Regions from separate parts of the Homo sapiens genome. Here region 1 is linked to region 2. A link is an interaction called in ENCODE POLR2A ChIA-PET data of the cell type or tissue named here. Cell type or tissue: GM12878. All regions are shown on one strand. Links, peaks and the distances in the headings refer to the core of each region. The heading gives the core; the rest is flanking DNA. Region 1 overlaps CNNM2 (cyclin and CBS domain divalent metal cation transport mediator 2). Region 2 overlaps NT5C2 (5'-nucleotidase, cytosolic II).

Region 1 (5,381 bases), core at 87-5,086, 110 kb after region 2:
GGACTACAGGCGCCCACCACAGCGCCCGGCTAATTTTTTTGTATTTTTAGTAGAGACGGGGTTTCACCTTGTTAGCCAGGATGGTCTCGATCTCCTGACCTCATGATCCACCCGCCTCGGCCTCCGAAAGTGCTGGGATTACAGGCGTGAGCCACCGCGCCCGGCCCATTTTCTATTCTTTCTTGTCAGCTTCCTCCCGGACCTTGCCACCATGCGCCCACCCCATGACCAAGGTTTTGCACATGCAGTGACTTCACCCAGGGTGACAGATTAGTCCTTTTTTTGAAACGAGATCTTACTGTATCCCTGCGCTTTGGCCACCAATCTCATCACCATTTCTAGATACTTTTGAAACAGTGTTTGTGTGTTAACATTTGAAGGCTATAAAAACAAAACATTTCAAGGTACTTTGCTTGTCTGAGGCCTCCTGCAGTAATTCTGAGTCTCCTGTTTTCTCCTGAGAAGGATTTTAGGGGGATTTCTCTGATCTTCCAAAGCATCTAGACTCAGTCTGCTTCCTCTCGCCCCACTGCCCTCTGTTTGTGTGAGTGGACCCTCTCCTCTGCCAAGAGCCTGATGCCTGGCCCCATGGCCACCCTCTGGAGGAGCAGGCCCTGCCTTCCATGTCCCTTTCAACAGCTCGACGGGCGCCAGCGCGAGCAGAGGCGCTGCAACCCTGAGCTTGAGCCCACTGCTCAGAGCCTCAAGTGCCATCTTACTTAAAATATTAATAATAATAAAGGTCCACATTCTTCATCTGAAGCCCTTGGGGGCCAGAGAGATGTTTGAATTCTGGAAGGTGATACAGTCCATACACCCCATGTTACATACACCACCAGCAATTCTGGGGCGGCCCTAGTCCGCAAACACATTAACTTTTGGTGAGACGGACAAGGATTCACAACAAGTAGAGCTAAAACCGTAGTGGCTGACCCCCAGTTCAGGTCAGGTTTTGTGGCCAAGTTTATGTTCCAAAGTTTTATGATAGTAATTATGGAAAAAACTCCGAAGATAAATATAGGAAAATTGTGTTACCAACTAGGAAATCCCAGCAATTTTAATTAAAGACAGATTAAGCCTTTTCCCTTCTTTTTAATAGCTGGACGTATTAGTTAGGACTGGCCACCCTCTCCTGCAGGGCAGTCGGCAGCAGCGGGATAGGAATGTGCCGGGTGTTCACTCCAAAACAAAGTCAGGTGGCAGGGAGAAGCGGGGTCGCCTGCCTGGTGGCGGGGAGAAGCGGGGTCGCCTGCCTGGTGGCGGGGAGAAGCGGGGTCGCCTGCCTGGTGGTGGGGAGAAGCGGGGTCGCCTGCCTGGTGGTGGGGAGAAGTAGGGCCGCCTGCCTGGCGGACAGCAGAGGCGCTCGCGCTCCACTCACACGGATGTGGGAAGAACCCAGGATACAAGAATGTCGTGCGCCTGTGTGGATGGGGTATTTTTCTTGCTTACCAAGAAGAGTTCACAGCTCTCAGGCCTTTGGCAAATGTGCTCTATAAAAGCGGCCTCAGGGTTTGAGGCCCTCAGGGCCTCTGCAAACTCCAGATACCATGACTTGCTGAGGTCAGAATAAGAACCAAGAACAGTCCCCTACTGCTGACCTGAAAATTCAAGGTCAGCCACAAGGGCAGGGAGCGCTAACAATCCACACCAGAGCCGCCCTCCCTTTCCATGCTTCATGGCTACTCCTGTGCATGGTGACTTTGCGCTGTTCTGGACTCTCCACCTGCTGTGGCTTATGCTTTCCTGGAGAGCTCGCTATAAAGTTACGGAACCTTAGAGCTTTAGCGCTCCAAGGAACACTGAAAACAGCCTGTCCAGGTAAAGGGAGCAGACCCAGCCAGCCAGGCGTGATGGGGGGCAAGGAAGGCAATCAGGAGAATTACGGAAAGGAAGCATGCAGAATTACCTGGAGAACCTGCTGCTAACAACTCTGTTCTGCTGACAACAAAGGTACGAGACAGGGACAAAGGAACTGAAAAATGGAGAAAAACAGGGTGAGATCGCATCAAAAGGCAAGAACAGAGATCTCTGTAATCAAGGGACAGGAGGGGATACTTGTTCTATCAATACAATATGAGCATTCAGTTGCAGAAATGCAAGTCGGTATGGTATTATAGAAACAAAACAACACACACTGCTTTCCAGGAAGAGGAATACAGGGAGGCCAAGATCAGGAGAAATCCTACCCACGAGTTTGTTACTAACCAAGAAATCTCTTAAGCCACTAATAACCAATTGGGGTTGATAGCTCGAAACCTGCTACTCTTAAGGGCTTAAATCACCAGTAGCTGCGCAAAAGGGGAGCTCGATTAGTCAACTGCCCTAAGAGCCTGACTCAAACCGCTGGCGCCTGCACCCCAATACTCACTCACTGCACAGCCTACAGCTCCCCATCTGTGCAACTTTAGCTCATTTTAATTTTGACCTGAAGCTTTGAATTGTTAGGAACGCTTTCAAATCTCAACATAGAGGAAAGTAAGTAAAGAACGCATACACAGATTTCCTGGGAATGCAGACCAGAGTCATCCTCATCACCACTTACTCACTGCCCCATCAGATTGAAAAGTCTCAGAACATGAAATGTTGAGCAGGAATCACACCTCTGGGGCAGGTAGGTCTTAAGAACTGATTATTGTCGGTTTTCCCCAGACAGCGAACATCAATAAACAGAAACTTTACCTTGTGATATCTGTACTAACTGTGCCTCTCAATGAATATACAAAATCCCAAATCTTAGTTGTAAAGTTAAGTAAAATACTAGGCTTTGGAATAGGTAAGATGCCATTAATGAAATTCCCCCCCCGCTTTTTTAGTTTCAGATGGATTCTCGCTCTGTCACCTGGGCTGGAGTACAGTGGCGTGCTCTGCGCTCACTGCAACCTCCACCTCCCAGGTTCAAGCGATTCTCCTGCCTCAGCCTCCCAAGTAGCTAGGACTACAGGCATGTGCCACCATGCCTGGCTAATTTTTGTATTTTTAGTAGAGATGGGGTTTCACCATGTTGGCCAGGCTGGTCTTGAACTCCTGACCTCAAGTGATTTCCCCTTCCTTTTTAGCAGTTCCAGACTCAGAGGGCTGCTCACCACATCCTCTTCTAAATGAGACTTGTCCTTCCATTACAGTTCAACAGGAACTGCGCTGGTATTTATGTTTCAGGAACCAGTAATTGGTAGAAATGTACAACCCACTCCTAGTTTATTTTCAAAGCCATCTTATAAATCTGGTTCTGCTCACCTGGGGCTAATTTGAGGTCAGCTGCCAAAACTCATCACAGTCAGGCACCTTTCTACTATACTCACATTTCCCCTCATGCTTTCAAGGGGACGAAGCACTTGTGTGAGGATCACTGCATCCTAGTCTTCTAATAATCACATGAGCTGGCATCATTATATCCTCTTAACAAGGATGAGACCAAGGGCCTCGCTCAACACCACACGACCTGCCTGTGATGGAACTGAAGCTATAACCCAGGTCTTCTCATGCCTAGGTAAGAGCTACCCTGTCTCTCTCACTAAGCAGTGAAAACGAAGGTCACCTTCAAGTTTACAACAGAAACCTACTCATTAAGTAGGGTCAGACAGGCCCATGTTCACAGTGGGTGTTGGGTGTTGGTCAGCAGTTGACAGTGGGGACACTGTGCCTCCAGGACTCAAACACCTGCACAAGGATAGTGAGAAGGGGCATTTGGGGCAGAGGAAGTTTAGAAATACGACAGAATTCTTGACGTCTCAGTGACTTTCTAACTGAAACATCTTTGGGTTCCTCAGACTACTGGGTGGAGCAGTCGATGAAGACCAATGTCACAGAAACAGTCTTGTCTGGAGGCATCTCCTCCCCTTGGAAGCCTGGCTTTCAGGAATTCTTTTAAAATGGGTTATTTTTAGGTTTGAGGTTTGTAAATGAAGTTTCCTAAAACCGCACATCATTTGGTGTTTTTGCCACAAGGTGGCACCCCAGCATCTCTGTCGACCTGCCCGACCTGTTCGGGCTGCCTCAGGTATTAATAGCAAGCGTGTGCGCTCTGCCAAGCAGCGCCATCCCCAGAGGCCAGCAAGCCACCAGGTATCTATCTGTGTTCATGTCTGAGAGCACATCTGGCTGGCTGGCATCTTGGAATCTTGTGTTCAGAGAACTGTCAATCCCCCATGGCCACCCACCCTTAACTGGCTGACTCGCCTGGCCAGCTCTCCAGACAAGAGCCGGCCACAGGCAGTCAGTATATAGCAACAACCTCATTCGTCCTCAGAAACATGCAAATTAAGACCTCCCAAACTGCTAACATTTAACAGACTCAACAATACCAAGTGCTGGATGCAGAGCAACCGGAATTCACACAGCACAGGTTGGGAGTAAGCAGGTACATCAGAGCTGAATCCAGAGGCACACCCTCTGACACGTAGCGCCAGTCCCAGGTGCGCACCCAGCAGAAATGGACACACACGTTCACCCAAAGACATGTATAAGAATGTTCAAAGCCACATATTGACAGTAGCCCCAGACGGGACTACCCCAATGTCTATCAGCAATGAAAGGACACGTGCACTGCTGTGTATTCACACAGTGGCATACTAGACATGGCAAGAGGAAATAGTGTGATCACACACAGCAACAGAGGTGATGTGACAAGCACGACACAGAGAAAGGAGCCAGCCTCTGTGTAACACACACAGTGTCTCCATTTATGCAAAGTTCAAAAGCAGGCAGAATTAGGCTGAGAAGTCAAGAAAGCAGTTACTCTGGGGGACCAGTGACTAAAAGGGAGCGTGATGGGAGTTCTGTGGGGCTGGTAACGTCCTGTCTCTTGGTCTGGGTGCCACTTTACACGTGTTCAGTTTGTGAGAATTCATGGAGGTATATACTTAGGATTTGTGCAGATTTTCTGCATATATGATATACTTCAAAAAAAAAGTTCAAAAAGGAAGTGAATGGGGTCAGCTGGCAGATACAGAAAGCAAGATGAAAGGAGAGGGGCCTTACTTCCTAACACGTGGTCCTGCCCTATGCGGCTGGGAACCAAACATACCTGGAGAGGCTGTCAGGGCCATCACGCCATAGTATGAGAAGGCGCTCGCTTCAAACTTCATACCTTCTTTCCCAGCTTCAACTTCCACTTTCCCCTGTGGAGAGAAAAGGCAGGTATTTTCAGTCCAGTTGCAAAAGCCTACTGGCACACTCTGTACAATATTTGGTCCTTCCTTAGATTTTTGTCTGATTTCTTTTCCCAACACTATCGAGGGAGTAAAGCTTCAGCTCATCTTTCCCACTGAGAGGAGGGGGCTCATTCGCTTTAAATATGAAAACTGGATTTGGCTGATTATACAGAGGTGACAGTGTAAATGTGATGTTTATTTTTAAAATAATTCTTAAATTAAAAACTTAAA
Region 2 (5,381 bases), core at 303-5,302:
AGAGGACAGTGAGTGATGTGTGTGGGTAAGTGTGATGTTATTAGTTGGAGTTTGTTAACTGTTGGCATCACTTTGGTGTGTGAACTATTGAGTGTTGGCCTTTGACAGGAATGTGTAGTGCAGTTTGGGACAAGTGACATAAAGAACTCTGAATGAAAATAATGAAATGAAAAATAAACAAAAAAACTTGTTTATAGGCTGGGCACGGTGGCACATTCCTGTAATTCCAGCACTTTGGGAGGCAGGTGGATCACTTGAGGTCAGGAATTCGAGACCAGCCTAACCAACACGGTGAAACCCCGTCTGTACTAAAAATACAAAATTAGCCGGGCGTGGTGGCTCATGCCTGTAATCCCAGCTACTTGGGAGGCTGACGCAGGAGAATCGCTTGAATCTGGGAGGCGGAGGTTGCATTGAGCCGAGATCGCGTCATTGCACTCCAGCCTGGGCAACAAGAGTGAAACTCTGTCTCAAAAAAACTAAAAAAAAAAAAAACCAAAAACTTATCATGAACTATTTAAAAGATGAGAGGTAATGAAACATTTAAGATAATTTAAATGCAACAGTTTCAAGGAGCCTTCTGGAAAAATAGGCATTTCTTCATCTTAAACTATTTTATTTTTTAATTTTTATAGATTTAGGGGGTACAGTTTTGGATATATAGCATAGCAGTGGTCTGGCTTTTTAGTGTAACCATCACCTGAATAGTGTACATTGTACTCATCAGGTAATTTCTCATCCCTCACCCTCCTCCCACCCCCACTTAAAGTATATATATATGTGTGTGTGTATGTGTGTATGTATATGTATATATATATATATGGCGTGAACCCAGGAGGCAGAGCTTGCAGTGAGCTGAGATGGTGCCACTGTACTCCAGCCTGGAAGACAGAGCGAAAGAGACTTCGTCTTTAAAAAAAAAAAAAAAAAAAAGCATTTGTTTAATTATTTTTGCAGTAGAAGAAAAGAAAGGAAGAATGATGCAGAGGCAATATTGAGAGGGATTTGGGGCAGGAATTTTTCAAAATTCATTAGAGTTATTAAAGAACAGTTTAAAACTAGTAATTCCAAGAAGGAGGGATAGATTGTTAAAAAAAAAAAAAAAAAGCTAATAATTTCAGGAAAGAGGGGAGGGAAGGAGTGTGTGATATATATATATATATATATATATATATATATCACACACACACATATATATATATCTCCTTTCATGTGTTTTGTGATGATAAGGAGTAAAGGTTACAAAATACTTAAAAAAGCTATAGCTTATTTCACAGTGCTATTCTTTGAGTTATAGGTGACACTGTTAACTACAAATATGAGGATTTAGTTTTTCAGCAGTACTGGTAGATGAATTAAAGTAAACTTGCATCTGACTTTCCATGTTTTTAAGGGGATGTATTTGTAAGTAAGTTGGTCTGTGGCTATGTTACAGAGAGGCCCTTAAGCACAATATAATGATAAAACCAAATGTCTAACTACTATAGGTTATTGATTTTACTTGCTTATCTGCCAAGGACTAGGGTTATCAAAGACTGAATAAAATGTGGCTATTTAGTACAATATGAGGCATACAAATGGAGGATATAGCTTTAACTTTTGTTTTTCCATAAACTAGTTTAACATGAGTAATATGCAGTGAAAGTTGTTGTATTTAGAGACCAAAATAAGTTTCAGGCTGGTGAGAAAATTTGAAGAAATTATTCAAAATTATCCTTTCCATGTAAGTTTTAGGGCAGTGTTCTTAGAATGAGAATGAATGGTTGATTATAAAACTTAAAAATGCCAAGTTTAGTTTTTTTTTTTTGAGATGGAGTCTTGCTCTGTCACCCAGGCTAGAGTACAGTGGCGGGATCTCGGCTCACTGCAAGCTCTGCCTCCTGGGTTCAAGTGATTCTCCTGCCTCACCCTCCCAAGTTGCTGGGATTATGGGTGCCTGCCACCACGCCTGGCTACTTTTTATATTTTTAGTAGACAGGGTTTCACCATGTTGGCCAGGCTGGTCTTGAACTCCTGACCTCAGATGATCCACCCGCCTCGGCTTCCCAAAGTGCTGGGATTACAGGTGTGAGCCACCCAGGTTTTGTATTTTAAATACAAAATTAAAATTTGAGTGAAGTAGAAACTACTGATTATTCATACTGCTATTATTACCCTATTATCTATGTTGACATACTTATTCCATTGAAAAATGAATATTTGATTCAAATTGCCATGTGTTAAACACTGCCTGATAGACCTGCTCTACATATTGTTAAAGTGCTCCTCACTTTATTCCAAATGAATTACTGACCTGACTTGAAACAGACATGTAAAATGACTTTTTAAAGAGCGTTTGCCAATGTATAACTCTAGCAGCGTGGCATTTTGTCTTAATGCAGAATTGTCATGAAAAGAAGTGCTGACTGCTATTTTTTCTTTTTTTTTTTTTTGAGATAGAGTCTCGCTCTGTTGCCCAGGCTGGAGTGCAGTGGCGCAGTCTCAGCTCACTTCAACCTCCGCCTCCCGGGTGGGAGAAGCAATTCTCCTGCCTCAGCTTCTCGAGTAGCTGGGACTACAGGGATACGCCACCACGCCTGGCTGATTTTTTTCCGTTTTTAGTAGAGACAGGGTTTCATCATGTTGGCCAGGCTGGTCTCGAACTCCTGACCTCAAATGATCCACCCACCTTGGCCTCCCAAAGTGCCAGGATTACAGGCGTGAGCCACCACGCCAGGCCTTTACTGCTATTTTTATACTTTTATCAGTTTGGGCGTGAAGAATATTACTGTACTACATCATAATTCTTGAACTTTTCTTAACATTATGTTAAGTAATGAGGTAATTATGGGAGGGACAAAATTTCCTTTCATTGTAGTTTAAAGATAGTGGTCTTACTATATGTGGCTATCAGCATTTTATTGGCACACCATTTTGAAGGAAAGAATATTCAGTGCAGATTGCTAACCAGGCTTACCCTACAGTTTCAGTTGCTCTTTGCTTCCTGTTTTCAGCAGTTGCCTAGAGCTGTTGGAGCAGCTGTTTTCCTTTCTTTGGGGGAGGGTGATGGTAGTGGTGAAGGGGACTGTGCATGTTTTGCCTGTGAATTATTATTTTTTTTTTTTTTGAGACAGAGTTTCGCTCTGCTGCCCAGGCTGGAGTACAGTGATGTGATCTCCTGACGTCAAGTGATCCATTCGCCTCGGCCTCCCAAAGTTCTGGGATTACAAGTGTGAGCCACTGCCACTGGCTGAAAAAGTCTTATTGTGGCATAATTGGTATACAATAAGTTGCACAGAGTATATAATAAATTTTAACATATATATATGTACCCATGAAACCATCACCATAATGAAGATATTGAACGTATCACCCCTTCTCCCCAAAAGTTTTCCTGGGCTCCTTTGTAATACCTCCTCCTCTCCGTACTTGACCTCCTTACCCCAGGGAACCACTGGTCTGTGTTCTGTCAGATTAGTGTGCATTTTCTAGGATTTTATATATACGGAATCATACACTATGTACTCTTTTTGTCTTCTTTCACTCAGTGTAGTTATTACGAATTTTTTAATGTTTTGCATGTAAATACTTTATTCCTTTATATTGCATAGTAGTATTACATTGTACAGATGTACCATAATTTTTTTTATCCATTTACTTGTGGATAACATTTGGGTTGTTTGTAGTTTCTGGCCATTACAAAGCTGCTAAGAACATTTGTGTATAAGTTTTTTTTTTTCTTTTGAGACAGGATCTCTGTCGCCCAGGCTGGAGTGCAGTGGCACGAGACAATCTTGGCTCACTGTAGCCTCAACCTCTTGGGCTCGTGTGATCCTCCCAAGTAGCTGGGACTACAGGCATGTGCTACCATGCCCAACTAATTTTTCAATTTTCGTAAAGACTGCATTTTGCCATGTTGCCCAGGCTGCTCTTGAACTCCTGGGTTCAAGCAATCCACCCATCTTGGCCTCCCAAAGTGTTGGGATTAGAGGTGTGAGCCACTGTGCCCAAGCCTGTGTTCAAGTCTTTATATGGATATGTGCTTTAATTTCTCTTGGACAATTACTTACAATTAGAAAGTCTGGGACATATGATAGATATATGTTTAAGTTTTAAAGAAATGGCAAACTTTTCCAGAGTGCTTGTGCCTTTTTTATTTTCTTTCCAGCAGTGTAGTAGAATTCAGGTTGCTCTACATTCTCAACAACATTTGATACTGTCTTTTTAATTTTAAATATTCAAATAGGCATATTTTGGTATCTTATTGTGTTTTTAATTTGTATTTCCCTAGTGACAAATGATGTTAAACATCACTTCATATGCTTATTTGCCATTTGTATATATTCTTTGATGAAATGTCTATGCATATGTTTTGCCTGTATTTTAATTGGATTATTTAGCTTATTATTGCATTTTGAGAGCTCTTCCTATATTCTGGATACAAGTCCTTTTGTCAGATGTGTGTTTGCAAATATTTTGTCCCAAACCATAGCTTGTCTTTTTCCTCTCAATACTCTAATGGAAGGATAATATATAAATGCAATTTTGTTTTAGTTTTTTAAGTCCTCTGTTAGCCATGAAGAGGGACTTAAATTAAGTATACAAACAAGGTTGCAGAGATAATCTAACCTTCTAAGAGAATAAAATATTCTAAATCTTTTGCATATGCATATAAACCATAATATGCAAAACAGATTAATATGATGTTATATGCCAACCCTGTAGTAGGTTGGTTTATTGTTTGTTTTATTTTTTTGTTTAGAGATTGGGTCTCACTCTGTCACCCAGGCTGAAGTGCAGTGGTGTGATTATAGCTCACTGCAGCCTCAAACTCCTGGGCTCAAAGCGATCCTCCTGTCTCAGCCTCCCAAGTAGCTGGGAGTATAGTTGCAAACCACTGTGTTACTAAATACAAAAAATTAGCCGGGCATGGTGGTGTGCACCTGTAATCCCAGCTACTTGGGTGCAGTTGTTGTTTGTGTATATGCAGTTGCTGTTTGTTTTATTTTGTATATCACTCCTTTACTTTACTCAGGTCTCTGAACAAATATTACCTCCTCAAAGAGGCCTTCCATGGTTTTCCTACCTACAGTATTGTTACTGGAAAGGGGTCCTGATCCAGACCCCAAGAGAGGGTTCTTGGATCTGATGTAATAAAGAATTTAGGGCGAGTCCATAAAGTAAAGTGAAAGCAAGTTTATTAAGGAAGTAGAGGAGGCTGGGCACAGTGGCTCACACCTGTAATCCCAGCACTTTGGAAGGCCAAGGTGGGCAGATCATGAGGTCAGGAGTTTGGCACCAGCCTGACCAACATGGTGAAACTCCGTCTGTACTAAAAATACAAAAATTAGCCGGGCAAGGTGGTGCGTGCCTGTAATCCCAGTTACTCAGGAGGCTGAGGC

Evidence for each region. Peaks named below come from ENCODE experiments on the same cell type or tissue, not always from the same donor. Only the 100,000 strongest peaks of a DNase experiment are listed, where the experiment ranks them.
Region 1: POLR2A ChIA-PET joins it to region 2 with 10 read pairs; 5 of 35 experiments call an interaction of 5 or more read pairs at or near these places.

What each region holds. Positions count from the first base shown.
Region 1 is chr10:103,068,365-103,073,745 of GRCh38, reverse strand. It overlaps CNNM2 (cyclin and CBS domain divalent metal cation transport mediator 2), which reads right to left. Exons shown (of 8, transcript NM_017649.5): 5 at 5,024-5,117; 6 at 1,907-1,972. Among named protein-coding and RNA genes, the nearest start is that of NT5C2, 120 kb to the left of the region's middle. In GM12878, for the core only: a CTCF peak has its summit at 3,946 (motif pointing right); DNase peaks (open chromatin) are centred at 3,135, 3,675 and 3,945; H3K4me3 peaks cover 434 bases; H3K27ac peaks cover 911 bases.
Region 2 is chr10:103,179,061-103,184,441 of GRCh38, reverse strand. It overlaps NT5C2 (5'-nucleotidase, cytosolic II), which reads left to right. Exons shown (of 19, transcript NM_001351169.2): 2 at 3,114-3,257. Among named protein-coding and RNA genes, the nearest start is that of NT5C2, 12 kb to the left of the region's middle. In GM12878, for the core only: no CTCF peak of the experiment used is centred there; a DNase peak (open chromatin) is centred at 2,991; H3K4me3 peaks cover 282 bases; H3K27ac peaks cover 1,498 bases.